Linked DNA regions of Homo sapiens: regions 2 and 3 are each linked to region 1. The links are chromatin loops, found by intact Hi-C in ENCODE. Cell type or tissue: PC-3. All regions are shown on one strand.

The links. Hi-C counts contacts between places; a loop is a spot of excess contacts. Peaks named below come from ENCODE experiments on the same cell type or tissue, not always from the same donor. Only the 100,000 strongest peaks of a DNase experiment are listed, where the experiment ranks them.
Region 2: a loop joins it to region 1, with 20 times the contacts of the local background. A loop is called at or near these places in 24 of 110 quality-filtered maps.
Region 3: a loop joins it to region 1, with 13 times the contacts of the local background. A loop is called at or near these places in 63 of 110 quality-filtered maps.

What each region holds. Positions count from the first base shown.
Region 1 is chr10:48,359,788-48,367,787 of GRCh38, reverse strand. The region is part of intron 1 of MAPK8 (mitogen-activated protein kinase 8); the gene reads right to left. Among named protein-coding and RNA genes, the nearest start is that of MAPK8, 57 kb to the right of the region's middle. In PC-3, CTCF peaks have their summits at 3,866 and 4,067 (motif pointing left); DNase peaks (open chromatin) are centred at 2,567 and 4,057; H3K4me3 peaks cover 555 bases; H3K27ac peaks cover 1,867 bases; H3K27me3 peaks cover 1,760 bases.
Region 2 is chr10:48,547,313-48,555,312 of GRCh38, reverse strand. The region is part of intron 3 of ARHGAP22 (Rho GTPase activating protein 22); the gene reads left to right. Among named protein-coding and RNA genes, the nearest start is that of ARHGAP22-IT1, 40 kb to the right of the region's middle. In PC-3, a CTCF peak has its summit at 3,280 (motif pointing left); a DNase peak (open chromatin) is centred at 3,282.
Region 3 is chr10:48,501,752-48,509,751 of GRCh38, reverse strand. All of the region lies in intron 3 of ARHGAP22 (Rho GTPase activating protein 22), which reads left to right. Among named protein-coding and RNA genes, the nearest start is that of ARHGAP22-IT1, 5.8 kb to the left of the region's middle. RefSeq lists an enhancer at 797-1,782. In PC-3, CTCF peaks have their summits at 3,031 (motif pointing right) and 4,137; a DNase peak (open chromatin) is centred at 3,051.

The DNA.
Region 1 (8,000 bases):
AAATGGTATCTTTCGTTGAATTTTATTTATACTTCTCATGACACAATTTTTAAAACATTGAACTAAAAGTTACCTATATATCTAACTGTAAACTTATTCTGTCAACTACGAAACATCAAGTTTACAGATTATGCAAAGATAAAACATGTAAAGCAACTCAACATAAGTGAAGAAACTGAGTTATTAATATTCACAAATACTTTTCATAATAATGTTACTTATGATTAATAAAATTATCTTTGTCTGCAAGATAGACTTTTCAATCTATCTAAAAGAAAGACTTTTAGAATGCTTTCATTACCAAAGACTGATGCTTAGTTTTGGTTAATGACATCCTTTAAACAATTAACTTGAAATTTATATATATATGTAAACATATATATGTATTTATTTATTTATTTATTTATTTATTTTTAATTTTTAAACAAGATCTCACTCTGCCACCCAGGCTGGAATGCAACGGCACAAGCATGGCTCACTTGCAGCCCCAAACTCCTGGGCTTAAGCAATCCTCCCATCTCAGCCTCCTGAATAGCTAGGACTACAGGCGTGTACCACCAAGCTTGCTTAATTTTAAAATTGTATAGATGGGGTCTCATTCTGTTGCCCAGGCTGGTCTCAAACTCTTGGCCTCAAGTGATCCTCCTGCCTTGGCCTCCCAAAGTGCTGCGCTACTACACCCAGCTGAAACTTCTATTAACTAAAATTGGCTTAATTTTAAGGGTGCACAAATAACCATGATACCTCAATCAATATTAAATTTTCCTTTGTGGGCTTGGTACTTCAGATATTTCTTGGTCCAACACCTTCTAGTCATTCAGTTAAATTTTCAAGTTAGGAAAACAATATTGAAATAACATTTGGTGATTATGTAGCAGGGAGGATTCTAGAAAGCAATTTTTTTTTTTTAAAAGCCAGCTACTAAACTGCACTAATAAAGCTTTCCAAATATTTGAGCTCCTTCAGACTAGTCAGTTGTTAACAGGGTAAAAAAAGAAAAAAAATTTTTCAACCCTATATGGCAGTGTTTTCCAAACTAATGAGCTCCAACACACCGATGGGCCATGAAATGAATTTGGTGGATTTGAATTTTTTTTAGTGAAATAGAAGAGAATAAAGAATATTAGGATGTAACTCATGTGGTAAGGATAAATATTTGCAAAACTTATTTTTATACTGTTCAATCAGATTTGGCCCAAAGCTGCCTCCATACACTATTAACTGTACTCTAGCTTGATGTGTAAACAAGTTATAACCTAACTTAGGAGTATACCCTTATAACCACACATCTGAGTCTCAGCCAATCCCAGGTTAAAAGCTGCTAGATTATGCCCAAATAAGGCAAACACCAACCTGCACCAATCAGGTAATTTCTGTATGACATTTCCTATTTTTCCCTGTTATTAGAACAGCTCACCAGTTGTAAGTGGTAGTATTCTGAACCATCTTAGAGTGCTGTCTGCTTCTAGAACCTTTTTCCTGCTCAAATAAACTTTGTTAAGTTTAAAGGTTCTTAGGGGTTTTTTTTGTTTAGTTTAGTTTTTAACAATACACAGATAAAGGCATACTGCATCACCAAAGTTATTTTTTTTCCCATAGGAAAAAAATACTCATAAAAAAAATCTACCTCCTTTCCAACAAAAAGTTATAGCAGGTTAAGTATTTAAATATACCTAGGGTTCTTTTCTTATTACATAAGAGCATTTAAAGTGACTTCAAATTAAGAAAAAAAAAACTGAATTCTAAAAGAATTTTCTCATTTGTCTTTGATTTACTGTGGACTTTACTGATCAAGTACATTCCGCAAACTATGGCATGTAACATGCTACCCAGTAAATTACTATATATTCTGACTTCTCATTACTGAATCAGGAAATGACTAAATAATTTAATATGCAATTAAGGTTTAGATGAAGTTGATTCATCAAGAGATAATTGTAATCCAACTGTCATGCCATGACTGTAACACATGAGACATGCTCATTCTTTGACAACCTAAAGTTTGTCTTCCTTATACTCATATCTAAAATATCATTTAGGTACACAGCTAATAATAATAAAATGGCTAGGATTCAATATGCTTTAAAAAATACTTTTGTCAAAGATTCTTTATAGACAAATGAATAATTTTACATTTCTCTCAAAAGATGGGATAATAATCTCTTTAGTTTATCGTTATTTTGGTTACCAAGAGTTAGCAAAGGTTTAGAATTTCCACACAAGGCAACATTGTGTAAATGCGGTAATAGTACTGACGGCAATATCTGATAATACATAAAAAAAGAACAAAAATAGCAATAAATCTAGTCAATGCATACGAAAATTTCTAAGGTGATATGGAGGATACAAATTTACAGTCATGGGAGGATATTTATCTTAGATATCTTTGGGTTCAGTTCGCATTACTGGTTATTTTTGTTTTAATAGTTGTGAAAGTACAATTTCAACTTTGCAGTGAAAAAGGACAAAGACAACAGAGCCAGAAAAATGATACCACAGCCACACAGAAATTAAGTACATCCTTTAAACAAACCCCTTTTGTATTGTTTGCTTTACTTCACTCCTGCTTCCTTAAGAACACTGGCAAACAGCCATATTTCCTGTTTTACACGGCTTAGCTGCAAGGACTCTTAAACAATAAAGAGAAATCAAGGGGATTTTATAAAGACAAATTGTTGTTACAATATTTGTAATGTAATCTAGTTATAATATTGTAAATAATGTGTATTTACATCAATAACTTGCCATTCTCCTTTAAATCGTACACTATATTTTCAAACTGATGAAATAATTCAGTTATTATTCCTGAAAAATAAGATTATTAGGTGCAAACACTTTCTCTGGAAAAATCAATTTTATAGTGTTTGCTGTCATTCTAAAGGTATCTGTAAAAGAGATACCAGTATGACTGATTGCTCTAGCTTGGCAAGAATATTTGTTTATAATCTCAAAGATCAACTGTGAGAGGCAATCAATCCTTTGTTTGGAGTTTTCTGTCTTTAGGATATGAAAGTATCCAACTAGTTGATATTACAAATGTTTCTGCCATTTCAGAAAATAATTATTTTCTCTTGGGCAAAAAAATAAAAAACAACCCTTGATATCACAAAGAGTTTGCCTCTCTAACTTACTGTTTCTTTGATCCTAGGCAACTTCTGATTCCTTAGTTTCTTCATCTGTAAATAGAGATATTTGTACTTGTCTTCCAAATTATTGAGAGCATCAAATTAAGTAAGAAACTGGCACATGATAAGCATTCAACAAATCTTAATTCCTTTTCCTTTTTACTTAACTCAAAACAGAAAGCCATAAGCATAAAATATTTCTAAAGAATTCAGTTTTTTTTTTTAAATTTTTTCAGGCAATATCAACAGGGTCAATGTCAAAAACAAAATTCTCCTCAGGGTTGGTTACAAACATAAGCTCTAATGAGCCATTTCATTATACTCATTATTTGGCTTCAAAAACTCAAGATACCAATGTGTGCTTTCAGGGAAAATAAAAATAAAAAATAATAAAAAAGGAAACTTAAGGAAACGAATTAACGCAGTGAGCTCCCTGCTGATGAAAATATCCTCTTTAGTCATCCTGGTATTTCCCTCCACTGCCCCATACAATTCCAAGCACAAAAACACTAAATAAATATTACTACAGAACTGAAGCAAATAGCCCCGTGTGCCTCAAAAACTCCTGAGGTACCACCATGTGCTGGAAAATGACTCCAAATGACTATGAATCAGGAAGAAATGGATGAATTATTAACTGCATGCCTAGTTTGAAGAAATCTAAATAGATTATTGGCAATTGAATTAAAGTCTAAAATAACTTAAAAGCAAAAAACAAAATCTTCTAAGCACTGTAATGCACTTTTTACTACTGATATGAAGAACACTTCACCAGCTTTTCAGAAGTCTGTAAATAATCAGAAAATGCGAGGAAATCTGCCATCACATATATGTAAAGCTAGGTTCAGGTAAGGGCTCATCCAGTTTTTAAAAAGCAAACAGTACTCAAAGTAGAAACTACAAGCAAAGCAAGCAAGGATCAATCTGAGCTGCCAAAGTGGTGCACTTGAGCCATCTAGTGGATGGAGAAAAATGTAAGTTTAATTCTGTAAGAAAAACGTCCTACTGCTCAATTCCCTATGAAAACAGTAACAAATATGTTCTTTGGAACAGTACATTAAAATTGATAAAAGATAGTATTGAACTAACAAGTAGATATCGAGGAAAGATGAAAAATACAATGACGACAAATTTTTCAGGGTAGAGTTCAGATTTTATGGATAACTAAAGATGAAAACTAAGGACAAACACTCTTCCTTTATGGTATTTTTCTTACAACCATATAATCATTAGACCACACATAATTTATAAAACACATTACAGAAAATAAGAAAGATTTCTTGCCAGCTCCAGCTACCAAAGCCAAAGGTGGGGAGAAAAGAGAAATAGGAATAGATAAATGAATTTCTATGAGCGCATATAAAGAAAAGGAGGTTACCTTTCTGCCAGGGGACTCACATTCAATTATGGTTATGGCAACCCCAGCTCACCTAGGACTCCTGCTCCCATGTGGGACTGAAGGCAAAATGACCTTAAAATTTTCAGTACTCAGGAGGCTGAGGCGTGAGGATGGCTAGACGCCAAGAGTTCAAGGCTGCAGTGCATTATGTTCAGGCCAGTGAATAGCTACTGCACTCCAGTCTGGGCAACACAGCGAGGCCCCATTTCTAAAAAATAAATACCACGCTAGGTGTGGCGGTTCACGCCTGTAATCCCAACCCTTTGGGAGGCCGAAGTGGGCGGATCATGAAGTCAGGAGTTCGAGACCAGCCTGGCCAACATGGTGAAACCCTGTCCATACTAAAAATACAAAAATCAGCTGGGCGTGGTGGCAGGCGCCTGTAATCCCAGCTACTCAGGAGGCTGAGGCAGGAGAATTGTTTGAACCCGGGAGGTGGAGGTTGCAGTGAGCCAAGATCACGCCATTGCACTCCAGCCTGGGCAACAAGAGTGAAACTCCATCTCAAAAAAAAAAAAAAAAAAAACTAATAAAATTTTGGAAATCACAAATTACGTGAGCAGTGTGATACAGTGGAATCCACTTAAATTTTGGAGGCACATTTTTCTTGTTCATAAAACTATGGTCTTGGAATAAATTAGTGGTAAGATCGCTCTTAACTAAAATTTAATGATTTTAGAAACCCCTACCCACTTCCCACCCCCCACCCCCAAAATAGAGGCTAATAAAAAGAAAATGTGGTTTTTTTCTTTGTATTTGTTCCCCATTAATTCACATGAACAGTATATGATTTCCTCTTCTGAGTCTGGGACACAAAGATGACTCCCTGATCCCAAGAAATAGAGAAACTAGTTAGTAGAAATAAAACACTCAAAGTTCATCTTAAAGCAAGGCAGAAACAAGGGTCAGAAAAGATACAAATGAAATGCTACAGATATCTTTGAGGCTAAGAATCTGGCCTGAAAAAAGGTAATTTTCACTTCCGTATCTTTCTTTCTAAGACTCATTGTGTAAGGAGAAAAGAGGTAGAAGGGATGGGGGATATGGTGAAGGGAATGAATAGTGAGAGGAAAGAACAGAGGCAAAAACAGCAACTGTCAAAGAAAAATATTCCATTTTGCTGGGCATACAGGTTTCATAAAGGATCCACTGCAGGAAATAAAGCTGGAAAAAGGTACGATGAATTTACTTTTGCATCACAGACCACTGGCAAACCACATCTGAGGACATTAAGCAAGGCAAATAAAGCTGGTCATGTCAATGAAAATGAGGAAAATTTTCTGAAGTTTTGGAAAGAATCAATGAAATTTGCTAGTCAACTGGCTATACAGGCAATGAGGAAGAAGCTAGAACTCAAGAAATTTCAGTCTGCATGCCAGGAAGGGTAGTGATATTATTAACCCAAGTAGAAAACATACTTACTGTGTCATATAAATTCTCATTTTACATACAAATTAGTAAGAAGAAAGATGCAGACTAAGGACAGCACCTTAGGGAAGACCTATATGTAAGCTCCCCCCTACGCCCCAGGGGAAAGAAAGAAGAAAGGCAAGGATGGAAGAAGAAATGCACAACGGTCATCAGGGTAGAAAGGAAAACTTAGAGAAGTATAATAGTACAAGAGAGAGCAATGTTAGTAGTATGAAGTGGTAAAAACTTTATTTGCTTTAAAGTGTGAAAGTGATGATAGCTATAATACATTTCCTTTTTTAAAAGTATAAGTATTATTCTGAAAGCAACAGGGAAGCATTCAAGCCTAGGAAAGGTAAACTGAAATAATTCATGTTCAGTGGCTGTTTTCACCCTAGAAAAGGACATGAGGTCCTGTGGAGCAGTAAGAGATTGGGGGAGAAGGGAAGTGGAAAACAGCTGAGAACATAAGGAAAATGAAATCATTATAAGGTAATTACAGAGGCAGTCATAAGTCAACTAAGGGCAGTCAACCAAGAACAAACAGACTATCAAGTGACACACTGGAAAAGCAAAAAGATAAAAACACTGATTTTGGACATGTTAATTTGGAGACCCTATTAATGTGATCAGGGGTAATATGCAACAGACGTACGGAAATACAAAAGTGGAACTCTAAAAAGTGGGTCACGTTCCTCGATAGAATTCATGTATAAAAGTAGCTGGTCTGATGCTGTTTCCATAATATTAATCAATCAGGTCTTTTTCTTTTTATCGATTTTGGTTATTTTTATTTTCCTTTAAAAAAAATCAACCACTTCATCATGATTACAGATAACTGGCATAGAAATGTACAAAAAATGCATCTTACAAAAACTATTACATAACAAAGTGTATTCTGTATATACACACACTTAAAAAAAGAATGAACACCAGTGTATCCATCACCCATTACCAATCCCTTAAAATTCCCCCCATAATCATCTCCTCCTCTCACACCCAAGAGGTACCATTTATCCTAAAGTTTGTGGAAATCATTGCCTTGCTTTTCTTTGTAACTTCACAATCTAAGTATTTATCCCAGTCATATTTTTCGGTTTTGGCTCTTACCAAACTTCATATAAAAGAAATCATGGCATACATATCCTTTTGCGTTTGCTTCTTTCACCTGATTTTATAACTGTGATACATGCGTGTGAGAGTGTGTGTGGCTGTAGTTCACAAATTGGGCCTATGGAATGATATTCCACTACATGAATATACCACAGTTTATCTAATCTACTACTGAGGGATATTTAGGCTGTTTCCAATTTTAGGCTATGATAAAAAACGTTGCTATGAACATTCTTGTAGATGCCTCCCCCACACATTTGCTTATGCTTTTCTAGGGTTATTTACCCTAACTTCTAGGGTATCTACGAGTTAATCTGCTGGGCCATAGGATAAGCACCTGCTCAACTATTTTAGGTGATAAAAAAACCAATTTTCCAAAGGGGTAACACCAACATGGAATTGACAGACTTTTAAATGTAACTAATATCTCACTTGGTTTTAGTCTGCACTTCTCTTAAATACTAAGGAGACTGGGCATCTTTTCTGTATACTTTCCTTTCAGTTTTCCTATTTTTGAAGTCTCTTTCTAGTTCAACTGTTCGAGTTCTTTACACCTTCTTCTTTTTTTTTCTTTTAGACAGAGTCTCACTTTGTAGCCCAGGCTGGAGTGCAGTGACACGATCTCGGCTCACTGCAACCTACATCTCCCAGGTTCAAGTGATTCTGGTGCCTCAGCCTCCCAAGAAAGTGGGATTACAGGTGCATGCTGCCAAACCCGGTTAATTTGTAACAGTCCTTTCTCAATTATGTGTTGCAAATATCTTCTCTAGTTGGAGGCTTGCTGTCTCACTCCCCTTATAAAGATTTCTGGCAAAGATGAGTTCCAAAACAATGTAGCTGAACCGATCAATCCTTTTCATGCTTTCTGTGTCTTGATTAAGAATCTTTCCAGCCTTAAAATCATGGATAATATGCTCTTTATGTTATTAAAAGCTTTATACAGTTGTTGGCTT
Region 2 (8,000 bases), 190 kb before region 1:
ATACTCACATGGGGAAGAAATTAGAAAGTCCCATCAATTATCTGGACAATGAGCTTTTGGGTAATGCGAAACGAGGATTTTTAAATTCACGATAAATGCAAGGAAAGAAATTAGTCAATGGGAACATCTCAGGGTGAAAATCTAAACACAATACCTGGAAATAAAGCCAGGGAAAAACACTAGCACAGATCAAGAATATTTAGGTAAGGATGATTATAAATTCCAAGGCAGAGAATTGGGATGTGGCAGGAGGAAGGGGAATAATTTTCCTAAAGAACTGCTCTACTGTCACGTTAGCAGTTACAAAACAATATTTTAAACTTCCAAGTTTGACAATGTCGTTGTTAATGCACTAAGTAAAAGTGCCTTGCAGAGAAGCCAGTGTACATGGCAGGGCCGGCTCTGCTGTCAGCCAGTGTTTTCTTTAGCTTGGCCTCCCCTAGAAGCAGAGCCTGAGACAAGGATCTGGCATGAGGAAGGGAGTCAGAGAAGGGAAGAAAGCCAGCCCAGACATGCTAGTGAGTGGGTTGCTGCTGCAGGCATCCTAGCTCAGTTCCCACAGGGGCTTCTGGACACAGTGCAGAACAGGCTTCAGAGGGGTCTCATCCAAGAAGTGAGGCTGGGGCTCTACCCACCCACTCCCACCCCCCAAGTCCTTGAGAACTGCTTTCTGGGGAGTAACCGACATTTCTAGCCTACCCTCACATGGACAAAACTCTGCAGACAGAGACAGCCTTCAGGGACAGTTGCAGATGCTTGAGGAAGGAGACCACTGGCAGCGTGATGGGAACAGTGAGTGCTGAGGAGTCTGGGAAGGGTACCAAGAGTGTCAGCTGAATTTAGACATCCTGGGAAGTGGTGGCTGTGAACTGAGTGTGCTAGGGCCTCACTGTGGCCCAGTGAACCAGTAAATCTATGATTGGTCGCAAAGCAGTAAAGCCACCCCAGCCACCCTGAGAAATGATCTATTGGCTGTCCACTGAGGGAGCACCCCAGGCTCAGGCCATGAGTAGAGGCTCTTTGGGAACAGGTATGAGAAGATCCTGCCTGGGATAGGGGCATGTCTACCTTTGTCCTGTCCATACCAGAGTTCGCAGGGGCACAGGCAAAAGTTGAAGTGCAGAAACACCCTTTCCAACTATACGCGCCTGTGCAAAATTCAAGTACCTATGGTTTCACTTGGGTATTCCTTTTCATCTAATGCAAGAATCTTTGTGGTAAAACTGCACATCAGAAGGTGGTAACAAAGGGATCCTGGGGTATGGAGTAGAAAACAGAGGTTGACTGTGGAACCAGGAGAAAAGGCCTCAGCTATTCAGATAGAGAAGAAATGCAAGTAGTGACGTAGGCAGGGCCCTGCCATCTAGGCGAGGGGTGTGGCCCCTGGCTCTGGGGACAGGGGTAGTGACTCAAGGCCAGAACTAGAAGGTAGAGGTCAACACACTCCAGCCATCAATTCAGAAAGGCACTGAGTGTGTGCTCCATAGGCCAGATAAGGGACATCACCTGTGTGCATGTTCATTATCTGGGTCAGAGCTATTTACAAGAATTTATTTGACTCTTGCCAGTGGTGTTGGGGGTGTTGGGGGCGGTAGGAGAAGACCCTTTGCCATATAAGGTAACATAGTCACAAGGTTCCAGAAATTAGAAGATGGACATCTTTGAGGACCATTATTCTGCCTCCCACAATACTCCCAACATCCCTCTAAGATAGGGAATGTCGTCAGACCTATTGTACAAAAACAGACCGTGGAGATTAGAAAGAATCCCCAGAGAGACACACAGCTAGTGGCGGAGTTGGGGCTTCAGCCCAGACATTCTGGGCTACACACTTACCTTGCCCTCCAACACAGGCATCTGGCCATCTGAGGACCCCTACAGATTCTAGCATTTTCCCCACCTGGGCCTAAGGACTTTGTTATGGGAAGGAAAGTTCCTGAACTCCTTTGTCTCAAGCACAGCAGCAGTAGCCTGCCTGCGCATCAGGTTCCTGCAGATCCTGCGAGCTGCTCCCCAGAGCTGCCCATCTCTGCCCTCCAGCCTTTGTGCAGCTGCTGAGCAGTTCAGGGAGAGCGGGACGGGTGGTGGGCGGTGAGCGGTCCAGTCAGCCTTTGCAGAGTGCGGCGCAGCTATCTGCAGAGCAGAGCACAATGCCAGTGCTGCCCGGGGCCCAAGAGTGGTCCCCTCTGCTCCCCTCCCACTGGGGGCTCCGGATTTAGGATGCTTCCTATCAGCCTGCTCAGATGGGACCTGGGAGGCTGCACTCGAAGCTCATGCTTGGTTCTGGCTGCAGCTGGCAAAGCTCCCCATCCTTCACAGCCCATGAAGATGTCAGGCCAGAGGGGTAAGGTGAATCTCCTGAGGCCAAACAGCTGGCAGGTACAGGAGCCTGGACCCTCCCAGGTCAGCCTGACCCCAGAAGGGTGGGCTTCCTGTTACAGCAGTTGCTGACTGAGGCTTCAGCTATAGGCCATGTTGGGGCTAAAAACGAATAAGAAGATTGGATGAACCCACCTTAAACCACAGCAACGTGCAGTCACAGGAAGGCCAAGAAACCCATTCACATCCAACTCAGCAAACCTCTCGTGTGACCTCAGCTTTGAGCCAGCCTTGCAGGGCCCTGAGATGAGCAGGGGTCAGTCTCTGCCATTAGGGAGTCTGGGGACATTTTCTTCCTGAGCTCAAGGCACAATAAGGACTTATCCTCACTAGGCTGAGCACAGTTACCTGGGGGCAGGAGCAGGAAGTATCACCAAGTGGGCCATGCCAGTGTGCACCAAGCACAGCCCCCGGGGTAAATGTGCAAAGACCAAGAGGAAATCCAGGCTGGGTGGGTGAAGGGTGGCAAGTGCATCTGGGGGGACAAGGGGCTTCTCCTACAGTTCCGAGGGTGCCAGGTGGCAGGCTCTGTGAGCAGTGAACTAACAGGCGCAGGAAGGAGCCTAACAGCCCCGCCTGGGGTCTGGGCCTAGGCCAGGAAATCAGGGCAGGATATGAGGAAGGAGGACAAACCCCGGATCACTTCCAGGCTATGCCTGTGCTGGCCTGTGGTACTGGTCACACCACAATGGGTCCCTCACTCTCCAACCAGCACCCCCAAGAGGGGGAAAAACTTGACAACTCTTGGAAATGTGACAGAATTCCAAGGAAGGTCATGCCTAGAATTAACTACGTAAATTTTAAGCCATAGTTCTATTTGTGCAATTCAACGGTATAAAAAATGACAATGTTTTCAAAGTAGAATTAAAAATGAGGAAACATTATACTGTGAGTGCCATCTAGTGGAGAGATCTGCCAGTTCTGGGCCAGAAAGTGCAGGCCCTGTTGCCCACCCCCAGCCTTTCAGCCAGCACAGCTAGATAGGAGTGGAGCTTGAGGCCAAGCCATCTGGCTTCCAAAGCCACACACTAAAATTGCCCTCCAACACAGACATCTGGCCATATGGGGCCTCCTACAGATTCTAGCATTGTTCCCATCTGGGCTGGGAGGTCTTGGAACTTGATACAGCATACACCTCTGGTTCCAAAAGCACCTGAGAACCTGCACATCCAGCCACTGAGCAAGACACAGAGAAAACACTCTTATAAGGGGGCTTTAGTGCCAGTGGGACTTCTGTCCTCTTGTGGCTGTGGCCTGCCACTGCTTTCCCGACATGGTCAGTATATAAAGCGTACTGAGAGGTGGGAGCAATTGCTTTGGGCAGAGGTGACGGTCTCCTCCCTGAAGCTGCGGGGACACGCAGGAAAACCACTTATAAAGTTTAAGGGAGGCTGAGAGAAAGGGTGACTGGCATTTGTGTCTTGCTTGGACAGTTGCTTACACACAAGATTTGCTTTTCATGGTTACCCAGGCAAGGAAAATCTGACTGAGGACTGATGGCAAATGGGGTTCTGCCAGGCACACCTCCTGCCGTAAGCATCCAGTTCTCAAGAGGAGCAGAATGTGAAGCCTCTGTGGGACCACAGGCCTGGGCACTGATGGAGAAAAGAGGATGACATGGGCCCTCAGACTTTCTAGAATTCTCATAGTGCAGGGCAGACAGGCAAGATGCCACCTGCAGGAAGTCAGCTGAGATTTGAGGTCAGAACGCACAACAGATCCCCAGTGCCCAGAGGAGCTGGTTGGGAGGGTGCCCCTGCCCCAGTTCACAACACCGTCCACCAGGGAGGGAACTGCAACCTTGCCTGGCAAGCAAAGAAAGGTCTACATTTCCCCTCTGCCTCCTTCCCACCCCAGTGCCCAGGGTGCAGTTCAGGGAAGAGTCTAGGAGAAGCAACCCCTATCTATGCCAGCACACCCCAGTCCGTGAGGGCCACAGTGCTGGGGGAGCAGCACAAAAAGAGCTTTGAACCAGATGTGAGGGAACAGAATTAAGGATTGGAGAGATCCTTAATGAGACTGTTAGAATAACTAAGAGTGGCACACACTCTGGACCCTGGGAAAATCACCAAGTGAGCAACGACTCAAAGGGAAGGTAGGAAGTGATAGGCATAGTTATTGGGAAAGTAAAACCATTTCATGTTTATTCTCCAGTGAGCTTAGCTTTTTTGTATTAGGGTAAGTGAACTGCTGGAATAACCCCCAAATCTCAGGATCTTGACACAAGAATGTATTTGTCTTTCATATAAAGTCAAAAATGAACACTTGTGATTGGCAGGCAGTTGATCTCCCAGCATCTTCCTATTTCATGGTTTCGCCATCTGAAACCTGTGGCTTGCAAAAGTATCCTAGTTGTTTCCATGCTAGGAGGCCATCATGCCTGGGAGATGTGTTGGTCCAGGCCTGGAAGTGGCCCCATCATCCCGTCACAGCCCATTGGCCAGAATGCAGTTGCATGGCTACACCTCGGAGCAAGAGAGTCTGGGAAATGGAGTCCACCTCTTTCCAGGAGGAAGGCAAGGCTGGTTTGGTGAACAGTCAGTAGTCCTGCCATTCTGTATAATGATCTGTTACCTTGGAGTAAGAAAGACACCTTCCTACCCTCACAGAATTAACAAGTTCAGGAAGCAGGCAGGAAGGCAGACATTGACTCACAGGATGAGAAAGGCTAGGAGGAGAGTAAAAAGGCAATTGTGTGAGCCTGGAGGAGGGGACCCTAATGCACGCAGGGAGTGCATGGGACTTCCAGGATAAAGTGACAACGACCCTGCTCTTTGAAGGTTAAGTGAGAGTCAGCCAGGTGAAGAATCAGGGAGAGCAGCTGGGCAGAAGCAGCAATGGGCAAGCACAGTGGGCACGGGGTCTGTGTGTCTCCTTCACACCTTAGTTCCAAGGCGCTCAGCACATAGGTAACTGAATTTAATGTAAGGATTGGAAGCAACAGGAGGTTAAGCTTTCTGCCAGAATGAAAAGTTGTCCTCTGTGGCAGGAGAATGGTGTCGGGCAGTGGTTCTCAAGCTTTAGTGAGCCTCCGCCTCATCTGGAGGGCTTGCAAAAAACACTGCTGAGTGGGCTCAGGGTCCAAGGTGGAGAGGCTGCCCCTGGTGTAGAGATAGTGGGGGACTTAGAATCCTGGAAGGGTGAATGAGATGGGCCTCACAAGCGGACTGAGTGAGAGGAGGTTTGAGTTAATTGGGGGCAGGCAAAGCTATAACCAATGTTTTAATTCTAATAATTATTATTCCAAGAGGAGGAGGACCGTATAATGTATAAGATGCTGGTTTGTGCTTTGATCTCCTGGCCCTTTTTAATCCCTAGGCCACTTGCCTCAGGGGAAGGTGAGGTCTCTGCAGCAGAAAGCAGAAATCTCCTGCTCTCCCACCCCAGATAATTGATGTGGACAGGGTCGGGAAAGAGGCGTTCCCCTAGACTGGTCACCCTGCCCCCAGCAATGCCCCAGGAAGGTGATAGGCATGGTGCCACCAGGAAAGCAGGCTCCAGACACCAGGGTCCCGCCTCAGACAGACACACCATGGTCAAGAAAGGCAGGAGAGCTACCTAGCTTCCAGCCCCAAGTGACTGCAGGTAAAGACATCAGGTGACCAGGAGGGACCAAGAACAGCCCATCCCATTGCCAGGCCCCATGTAAGCCTGACCACAGCAAAGAGGACCCCTTCCCTCCATCTCAATAGTAGCTGGGACTCAGCTCCCTTCCAGCCTGGGAACATAGGGCTTGGAGATAGAATTAACATGATTCTTTCTAACAAATATCATATTTGTTGAGTGCCTGAGGTTGTAGACCAAGGTGTGTATGAGTGCTAGTGGGCTAAACATTCACTGAGTTCCTTCTAAGGAATGAAGCTGAGCACACCACGTTTATCCTCACCACACTCCTGGGACTAACCTCTACTAACCCATCTAACAGGCAAGGCCCCTGGGACTCTGACAAGCTAAGTAACTTGCTGGGATCCGAGGGCCGGTGAGCGGTGGAACTGCAGCTTGAGCCAGCTCTAACCCCAGAGCCCTGCTCTTCCTCAGCCTGCTGAGGCTAGCTCCCCCGGGGCAGGCATGAAGGAGCCAGGCCCCACAAAGGGACTGAGACTCAAGGACCCCCAGGTCCTGCCCACCTGGTACTTCTGTCTTGCCAGGGCAGCTGCCTGGCAAACCCTGCCCCTCCCAGCCCTTTGAAAGCTGTCTGCTCCTTGCAGACTTGATCCTGGGGGCCTCTCAGACCTGGGCTTTTTGCTGATGTGGGCATCCAGCCCCAGGCCAAGTTTAGGCCTCCCTTTAAATCCACAAGGAGCGGGTGGGGAGTGGAGAGGCCTGCTTTGGCACTCTGGGCAAAAAGAGTTGCTAAGATCCCAGAGCAGGCCTGTCCCCAAAAAACGGCCATGTTTGGTGAGATGAATTAGGTCATCCGTTAAGCTTTGTAACTCATTGCTAAAATCCGTCTTCTGGAATTAGCACAATGCTATTGAAGGGAACCAAGTGGGTTGGTGCTATCAAAGGGAACCAAGTGGGTTGGCTGCAGGCTTGAGACCAGAACCATAAGTCTTTCTAGTGAGTAACCGTAAATGGGGTGGGGCCGGGGGAGTGGAGATTAAGAGTCCTGGTTGGAGCAGGTTGCAGAAGCCAGCTCTGGCTAACTCTAGCAAAGGGGAAATTCACCAGAAACCAGGGGGTAGGATGTGATGGGAGTGACACTTGTGGAAGGGGCAAGCGGCTGGGCTGTCACGGGGCCAGGAGCTGGGAGGGGCGAGCGGGTGGTACTCTGTGCTGGGAAGGTTGAATCTCGCCTGGCTCTGCAATCCCGGCATGGCTCACTTGCCGAAAGCCCAAAGTCTCAGTATCTGTGCTTAAGCTACATGCCTACCCCTGACTACACTGGGGTGGTGAGGAAGGGCCTATCCACTCTGGCATCTGGACCAGCCCTCCCAAGACTTCGCCTAGTGGGGGCAAGGAGACTCCAAAGGAACTTGGGTGCCTTCCAGAGGGGAGAGTAGAAGACAAACAGCCAGTCTCTGTCAAATGTTCACTGCTCCAGATGGTCCATGACTGTATTTCTGCAGGGCTGAGTGTCACATCATTGGCCTTGCCCTTTCCAAGTGCCAGACAAGGGGCCAGGACGGGATGCCTTTTCAACAACATTGCACCGAGCCGATGGCCCCCCACACTCAGGAGCAATTCCTACTTGTGGGGAAGGACCTGAGTGTGCAGTGCTGAGGATTAGCCCGAGGAAGACGTGAATGGCCACCCTGGATCTGAGGAAAAGGAGGAGGAGGAGAGTGCTCTGTTTTCTGGTGCAGAAGGAGGTGAAGGGTACCACAGCTGCTCTGAGGCCTGGGTCTAGTCCCCATCCTGGAGCACCTGTCTGCTTTGGGCTGGGAGCCCCATATTTCTCAAGATCAGGGTCAGGAGACTCGGGGGCCAGCTGTACCATTCAGAGGCCTGGCAAGCTCTCTGCTCTCCCACAGAGGTCCATGCTCCTTCCCTCCCACTGGGCTCCTTGGGGCCTCCCCCCCAACTCCCCAAACACCAGATGGGAATCCTGCAGGCAATAGGAGGCCTGGACAGGGATGGCTTTGAGGTCTTGGGTTTTCAGCTCCAACCAGTCTTCAGAG
Region 3 (8,000 bases), 140 kb before region 1:
TCACGGCCCCCTCCCTTTATTCAGAGAGCCTCTCCTTTCCAATAACCTTCTGGGAAGGCACTGATAGTGGGGAGGATGGGGCTGTGCGGGGAGGGCCCAGCGAGTCTGGGGGAAATGAGGCTGTGGAGCCCCGGAAGAGGCCAGGGTCACCCAGCATCCTGCCCTGCCTCTGCTGTGAGGCCCCATTGTCCTGGCTGGAGCTCCCAGGCTGGCCCGCCTTCGACTTGAGCATTCATGAGCCTGGCTCTGAGGCCCATTCCAAGTTAGTGCTATTTGTAGAATCTTCTTAAAATACCACAACAGTGTCATTCATGGAGCGTCTGCACAGCCATCGATGGTAGACATCAGAACAAAGCTCCGCTGTGCCTGGCATCCTGTTCTGGCCTCTGCTGGAGGTGTCCCCTCTGCTCCACTGACTGGGGATGTTGGTGTCCTCCCTGTCCTGGGTGCTCCTGAGCGATGCCCCATGGGGTCCAGCAGAGACTCTGGTCCCCCACGCTGGCCAGGAGCACATCCTGCGCCAGGCTCGCCAGCTGAGTGCAGGATGGCATGCTGCACTCTGCAGGTGAGACCACTGCCCTTCTCATGGCTGTCCCCACACCCCCAGCTCTGACGTCAGACTTCAGCCCAGAGCCTGCTCAGCTACAGTTGGGTGGACTGACAATGAGCAAAGAATAACAGGGGGAACCCAGGAGAATAAAGCCTTTAGCATTCAGTTTCAGAGCCGCGGGCATTCTCTGCCTTCCCCTGTGGGCAGACCTCTGTTTCCCATTAGATAACAGTGGTATCCTCACCAACTGCATCTCTCTCCCCTGCCCCAGTGGTACCCACAAGGCATCCTTAGGAACGCTTGCTTCTGGCATGTTGATTGGTGTCACTGTTAGTTAGCAATGCATTTTGTGGTACCTGGGATAAGTGGAGCAGTTTCAGGGCTTTCCCAGCTTCTGGACCTGTCAGAGCCTTTGCTATGTGAATGTACCCTGCCCTGGGCAGTGCCTCCCATACAATTTACCCTCAGGCCCTTCCTCACACAGCTGCCTGGCTGGGCAGCCTGCTTTGGCCTTCCCTGGCCCTGCAGGATGCGGGTGTGGCTAGAGCTCCTGGCAGTGGGCCCATCTGTTCAAAGGGTTTGATGACTTCCCATTTTTTTGTCTTTTCCCATGGATCCCTACCCATGAGTTGCATAGGCAGCCAGACATGGCTCCAAAAGGAGGTGACTTTGCTGGTCCTGGCCCATGCCTGAAGACAAGGGCCTGCAGTGGGCCTCACAGTGGATCTGGGAGTGGCTGATGGGACCCCCTCCCGGGTGGGAAAGGCTTAGGCAGCCAGGACACAGCAGCCCTTGCTGGGCAGCCATGCCAGCCGCACTGAAGTGGAGTTTTGAGTTTTCTAAAAGTATAGCCACTTGTCGTCAGCAGGTCCCCAACATGTCCCCAGTAACAGCTGGTCATGAGGCACACATGGCCGCTACCTGAGCAGTGGTGAGGCTGTTATACCCAACTGCAGCAGGAAAAGTGACCTTTGATGGGGAAGTTCTGCCTGGGAGTCCAAATATGCCTGGGGTGAAAGCTGGGCCAGAGGCTGAAGTCCCACAGGTGGTTTTGGGATTCTCAAAGCATTACCATGTAATGAACAAAACCCGCCTCAGTAAGGAGAGTGGCCACCCCAGCCTTTGAGCCCTGACACTTGGAGTCTGACCATCCCAGTGGAAGGCAGGGATGGCCCGAGAAGCAGGTGCCTCCAAGACAAGCAGGTCCACATGACTCAGCAGCTACAGGGCTTCAGGCAAGGGACTTGGCATTTCTATGTTCAGATCCCCCCCCACCCCCACCCCCACCCCACCCCCACCCCCCAGTATTTCCGAGCCTCAGTTGCTCACGGTGTAATTACTGTGTCTGGCTGAGTGGGGGCTGTTACTGGTGGCTTCCTATCCTTAAGCGAATTACAAAGTAAATGGGAGGTTTTGTGATTTCTTTAGCCTGTGGCCGCCCCCACTTGAGGTTGTGAGCAAATTCGGGATTGACTGCTTGTTGTCCTGGTGTCCTCAGCACATGGATACATGGGTGGAGACTGTCCCATGAGGACACATGAAACTGCTCACAGGTGCCACTTTGTGGGAGAGGACCCAGCACACAGAGGTGTGGGGCAGGAGGGAGACTGACTTTTCACTTTTCACTCTGTGTGCCTGCACGGTTGACTTTTATGTTGATGTTGCTCACCCTTTCCCCAAAAGGCTAACCTTTCTGAGTCCTGGCATTTCCTGTTTCTTCTCTTGCTGTCAGCCATCACCTCCTGATGTCAGCATGGCTGCCTCTGTCAGCTCTCCCAATCCTTTTTTAACTGCCTGTTCTAATTTACGCATATCATAAAGCAGTGAACTGCACTTGCTAGAAATGTATGCAAAGTAAGAGTCAGCAAGCCCCAAGTAAGGCCCTCGAAGGTCAGTCGTTTGGCTCATAGGGGACCTTCACCTGTTTGGCCTTTCCCAATCATTGTTTTGCGTGTCCTTGGACTCTAGATGGATGAGGTTGACAGATGGGTGATTTCTAGATAAACCAGGTGTTACTGTGATGCTCTGTGTATGGAAGGGACAGGAGTCACCCTGGGTCTGGCAGCTTTTCTGGCTCTGCAAGTTCACATGTGGATGGCTAAGATGATGATGGTGCTTGGGAACAAGGTCATTTTTTAGCGTGTTTTCCAAAATTAGTGCTGAACCCTATCTTGCTGGGGTACTGGTGGGGGGCGTGGGAGGCCCTGAGAGGCTGGAGGAGTTCAGGTTTTGCTCCCCAGCCCTGTGAGCTTTGCCAAGGGGAATAGCGCTGAACTAAGAGTCTAGCAGACAAAGCATAAAATCCTAGCTCTGGCCTTCTTGCTTGAGCAGTTTCCTTCTGCAGAAAATGGAAAAATAAGACCTTCCTGAAGGTTGTCTACAGGCTTGAATGCGAGAACATCTAGGCCCTCGTGTCACATAACTCTAGGGGCACCATTCACATAAGCTACCATGTTGCCTCCAGAGGGCACCATTGATTTAGACTACAGTGAGAGTGGCTGCCTTGGTGGGGGCGCATGCACTTAGACTACCATGTGAATGGCTGCCTCCTGGTGTTGTGCTAGGGAATGGTGCTGGATGACAGTGAACCTGTGAAACTTCTATCCTAGCACTAGCAAGGGTACTTCTTACGTGTCTGGATGCTTATACCTGGCCTCCAGGAAGGAGGCAGCTTATGAAAATAGTACAGTCATGTGCCACATCATGACGTTTAAGTCAATAGATTGCATATGTGACAGTGATCCTATTATAGTATTGTATTTTCATGGTACCTTTTCTCTATGTTTAGATACATGAATACTTCCCACCGTGTTATTATTGCCTGCAGTATTCCACACAGTCTCATGCTGTGCAGGTTTGTACTGTAGGAGCAATGGGCTGTACCATAGAGCTTGGGTGTGCAGTACCTGTACTGTCTAGGTTTGTGTGAGCACACTCTGTGGGGTTTGCACAATGGCAAAATTGCTTAATGACATATTTCTCAGAACGTATCCCTGTCACTAAGCGGTGCCTGACTATATGTTGTTTTTATAAGAACCTAAAGAACTTGAGTGAAAAAGAGTGGGAAGGACATTTGCTGAGGCCCTGAGGTCCCACCCAGCTGCCGAGGAGGGCCCACTGCTGCCTGACCTTACAGGAACTCCTCGTGAAGAGGGAAGGAGCGTCGGTGAGAGATACGTGGTGGCCAAATCAAATTAGGGAAGTTTCTCACATGCCTATAGATTTTGTGGTTCAACAAATGTCTGCGTGACTAGCCAGAGAGGGGGCAGAACTGGGATACGGAGTATTGGGCCGGTAGAACACGGGTGTGGAGAGCCACAGGCCCTGGCAGCCTCTGCCATTTGTCAAGCCACTTTCCCTTGGGCTGCAGCTTCTCCAACCAGCCCTTACAGGCTCCTTACAGGCCTTGGCTACATCTCCAGCATGCCTCCACCAGGCAGCCCTCCTGGCCTACCCCTCTCTCCATCCCAGCCAGGAGAAGCCGTCTGAACACACCTCTAGGGAGGCAAAAATCCTCCCAGGGGATCCCCATCCACCCATCCTAGGTTTCCAGGAAGGAACTGGGAATGGCCAGCCAGGTCCTGCCCCAACCACAAGGAGGAGTTCTGGAGCCACCTCCAGCCTGGCTCTGGGAGGTTTTGTGATGCAGAATTGGGGATGGGGCTCGGTGGCAGGAGAGCAGACAGCCTGGCAGGACAGCCAGGAGAGCAGAGTCAGGCGCACGGGACTCCTGCATCTGTATTTTTGGAGCTGCTGGACGTGGTCTCATGGTGGGGATGGATTAGGGGAGTGGGATGGGAGTGGGGCGATGCCACCAGCATATTTTGTTTGATGCTTACAATTACAGACTGATTTTTATTTATTTATTATATTTAGTCTAAAGTGTACAGTTTCCCAAGGCGGGCAGATCACCTAAATCAGGAGTTCGAGACCAGCCTGGCCAATATGGTGAAACCTCATCTCTATTAAAAAATACAAAAATTAGCTGGGCGTGGTGACAGCCACCTGTAATCCCAGCTACTCAGGAAGCTGAGGCAGGAGAATCGCTTGAATCCAGAAGGCGGAGGTTGGAGTGAGCCGAGATTGTGCCACTGCATGCCAGCCTGGGCAATAGAGCGAGACTTTGTCTTAAAAAATAATAGTAATAATAAAATGTAGTTTCTGGAGACAGAGAAAGCAGGGTGTGGTGGGACTTGGGGCACCCCCTCTCCCCATTGCTTGCTTGGGCCCCTCTGCCTGCCTAGGCTCCACTCACACCCAGGTGCTTGAACCCCATGCTCTCAAATTTCCTCTCAATTCATCACTACCGGGACTCTTCCCACCCCCTCTCTCAGCTCACCCCCAACTTATGAGCAAGTTCTGCTGAGTCTCAGATCCAGATAGGCACTGAGCCTGGGTGCCTGTCACCACCTGCATCCCAGCCCATGTGGCCCCAGCCTCTGCTTCCCTCCCCTGGACACCTGCCAGAACTTCCTATCTAAGCTCCTGACCCACTCCTGCCCTCCTCAGCCCACGGAGCCCCACAGAAGAGCTCAGGAGTTTTCCCACCTCGGGGCCTTTGCAGTTCTCCTGTCCATCTGCCAACCGCCTCCCCTGCTCATCCTTTTGTGCCCAGACCAGATCTGTGCAAGAAAGCCAGCCCCTGCTGTTCCTGAGTTCTCAGCCAGAGGATCCCCTCCCCAGAGTGGCTTTTCCTGACCCACCCCATTTCTGTTATCCCATCCATCTGAGCTCTCCCTGCCACCTTGGTTGGCTCCCTGTCCTTTGGCTGGTTCTCCAGGAGAGCGGGGGCCTTGTCTCCCTTGTTCACCCACACACCCCATCCAGGCCACCCCATATGTCAAGCACAGCATCCTGCACACACCAGAGTCTTGGGAAGTACCTGTGGTCTCACTGGAAGAATCAGCCTCCCTGCCCTTCAGGTTTCCTGCATGGGTCCAGCCCTCTGGAGAGTGGGGAGCTAAGGTTCCAGGGATCACCCTTGGCCATTGGATGACTGGAGCCAGGGGATCCTTCCTCCCCTTTTCATCCCAGGACTGGCAGTCCTGACACACATTTCATGAGGCCAAATGGAGTCCCCAGGCCCCCAGGGCAGCAGGCAGCTTATCCAGCTTCCCTGTGGGGCTCTCCCTCCTTCCCATCCCTCCTTCCCCATCCCGCACTTCTCCCTGGGATAGCTTCCTGAACAATAACCTTTTCCTCAGGCTTTGATTTTAGGGAACCCAGGTTAAGACACACTGTTAGTTGGGGGAAAACGTTCTCAATAGCAACCCAAAGTAGAGAAAGGCACAGGCCAGCCGGGGTTCATATCTGCTTCCTATTAGGCCACATTGCTCGGAGTTACTCATTTAGCAAATGTTGATGTGTTCACTCATAGCAGAGCACTCCAGCAGGAGTTAGGGGAGGTGCAGGCACCACTCATACCCCAGGAGGCCCGGAAGGGGCACTCCAGGTAGGTGCCAGCAGGACTTGGGCTGAGGAGGGGACATCGATGCACATTGCAGTTCCATCACTTACCAGCCTCCTGGACTTGGGAGGTTCACCCAGTGGCCTGGGCTTCTCCCGGCACCATGGGATGGTAGGGAAGGACAGCGGGATAATAGCCTGTACTTCCCAGAGTTGCTGGGAGAGGAGCTTCACAAAGCATGTACGTGGTGTTAGCAGGGTGGTGGTGCCAGTGACGGTAGCAGCAGTAGCCGCAGCAGCAGGTGTGGGGCCTCATTAATCTCTGAGACTGACATCGTTTATACCAATGTAGAAATAAATAGCCCTCCCCTCCACAGAGTCACTGGACAGGTTGACACTGGAAGCTGGCACTGAGTAGGTGCCTCATAAATGTTAGTTCCTTTTTTGTTCCTTAGAATAATGAGTTGAGCCATCCGTTATTCCCTCCAGGTCACTCAGCATCAGTTACATCAGCCACCAGGCCACCATTCGTCCCCACAACCCCTCTCTTGAACATTTCGGAACATGGTCTTCAGCTGACAGTTAACATATTCCATTTAACATGCTGCTGTTTTAACTTATTTTCTTCTCCCTCCAAATATTTTTACATTGGTGATGGCACCACGTTCCTTGGTGTTTTCCAGTCTCAGCCATGCATTCTTACTGCGGAGGCCTGGCCAAGTCCTGGCTTCTCCAAGGTCAGGAGACGAGGGGGCCTCGTCCAATCAGCCTCAGAGCCAGGCGAGCCCAAGCCGTGGGTGGAGGTGGCTGAGAGGATGCTGTTCTGAATTTATGCCTTTATCCCTGACCCCAGTAGGCCCCCGGGATCCTTCCTAGCATTGACTGCTTTGAGTTTGTTGATGATGTTGGTTAATGCCTGTCTCCGCTACCGGGCCACTCTCTGAGAGGCAGAGACTCTTGCTTTTGTCACTGCTGTGTCCCCAGTATGTGGCACAGTGTCTGGCACATGGTAGACCATCAATAAATATTTATGGGAGGAAGAATGGGATATGGAAATTTGGGAGTGGATGAAGGGCAACGGTTGGGGAAGGTGAGGGAGAAGTAGGGATATTTGAGCTGGGTCTTGATGAATGAGTAGGAGTTTGCCAGGTGGCCAGGTGGGAAAGGCACCAGCATGTGCAAACACCTGGAGGCATGAAGAATGTGGTGCTTCCTGGCAATAAGCAAGAGGGCAGGGCACCTGGAGTGTCCGGTGAGATGGGGAGAGCTGGCTGGGGCTGGAAAGGTGCTCTCCGCTCATCAAGCAGGAGCCCAGTGGGAAGCAGCAAACTGGGACGTGTCCTGAAGACAACAGGGTAAGGCCATGATGTAAGATTCTCAATGGAGAAGGGAAAGTTCTGACTGCACTGCAGAGACCACCCCTTGGCAGTGCCTGGGCATTCCCCAGCTGTTCCCACACTCTTCACTTCTGCAATTGTCCCTGGGAGAAAAATCAGAGTCCTCCTTCCCCCACGAGGTACTGCCCAGGGCAAGATCACACACTGATCCCCTAAAAGCCCCAGCATCCCCAGAATCACAAAGGAAGATTCTTAGGGAGAGGCTGGTTTTAAGAAGTGAAACTCTGCTATGATTATAAGCTAGTGAAAGGGGAACAGAGCTGAAACCATTTGGAGGACATTTGGGGCATTTTCCTAAATTAAAAGTACTCAAAACACAGGGCTGGCTTAACTTCTCCAGCACCAAACACAAGTTCCTGACTCTCTCAGCAATGAAAATAAACACAATCTTCAATCAAGACAGTCATCTGTGCCTGTGAGAATCCAATGCCAGCACTTCAGAGCCTCTCCTGAGAGGAAGCTGCTCCTCCCCTGCTCCTGAGACCCTCCCTTCTCTTCTGGGAGCTAGCCTGGGGCCCAGTATCCAGCTCCTCCTTCCAGAAATAGGCATGCAGATCTATGCACCTCTGAGTATATATCATCCATTTACTTTTTCCACATAGTAACGGAGCATCCCGTATCACTTCACACAGTTTCACCACCTTCTT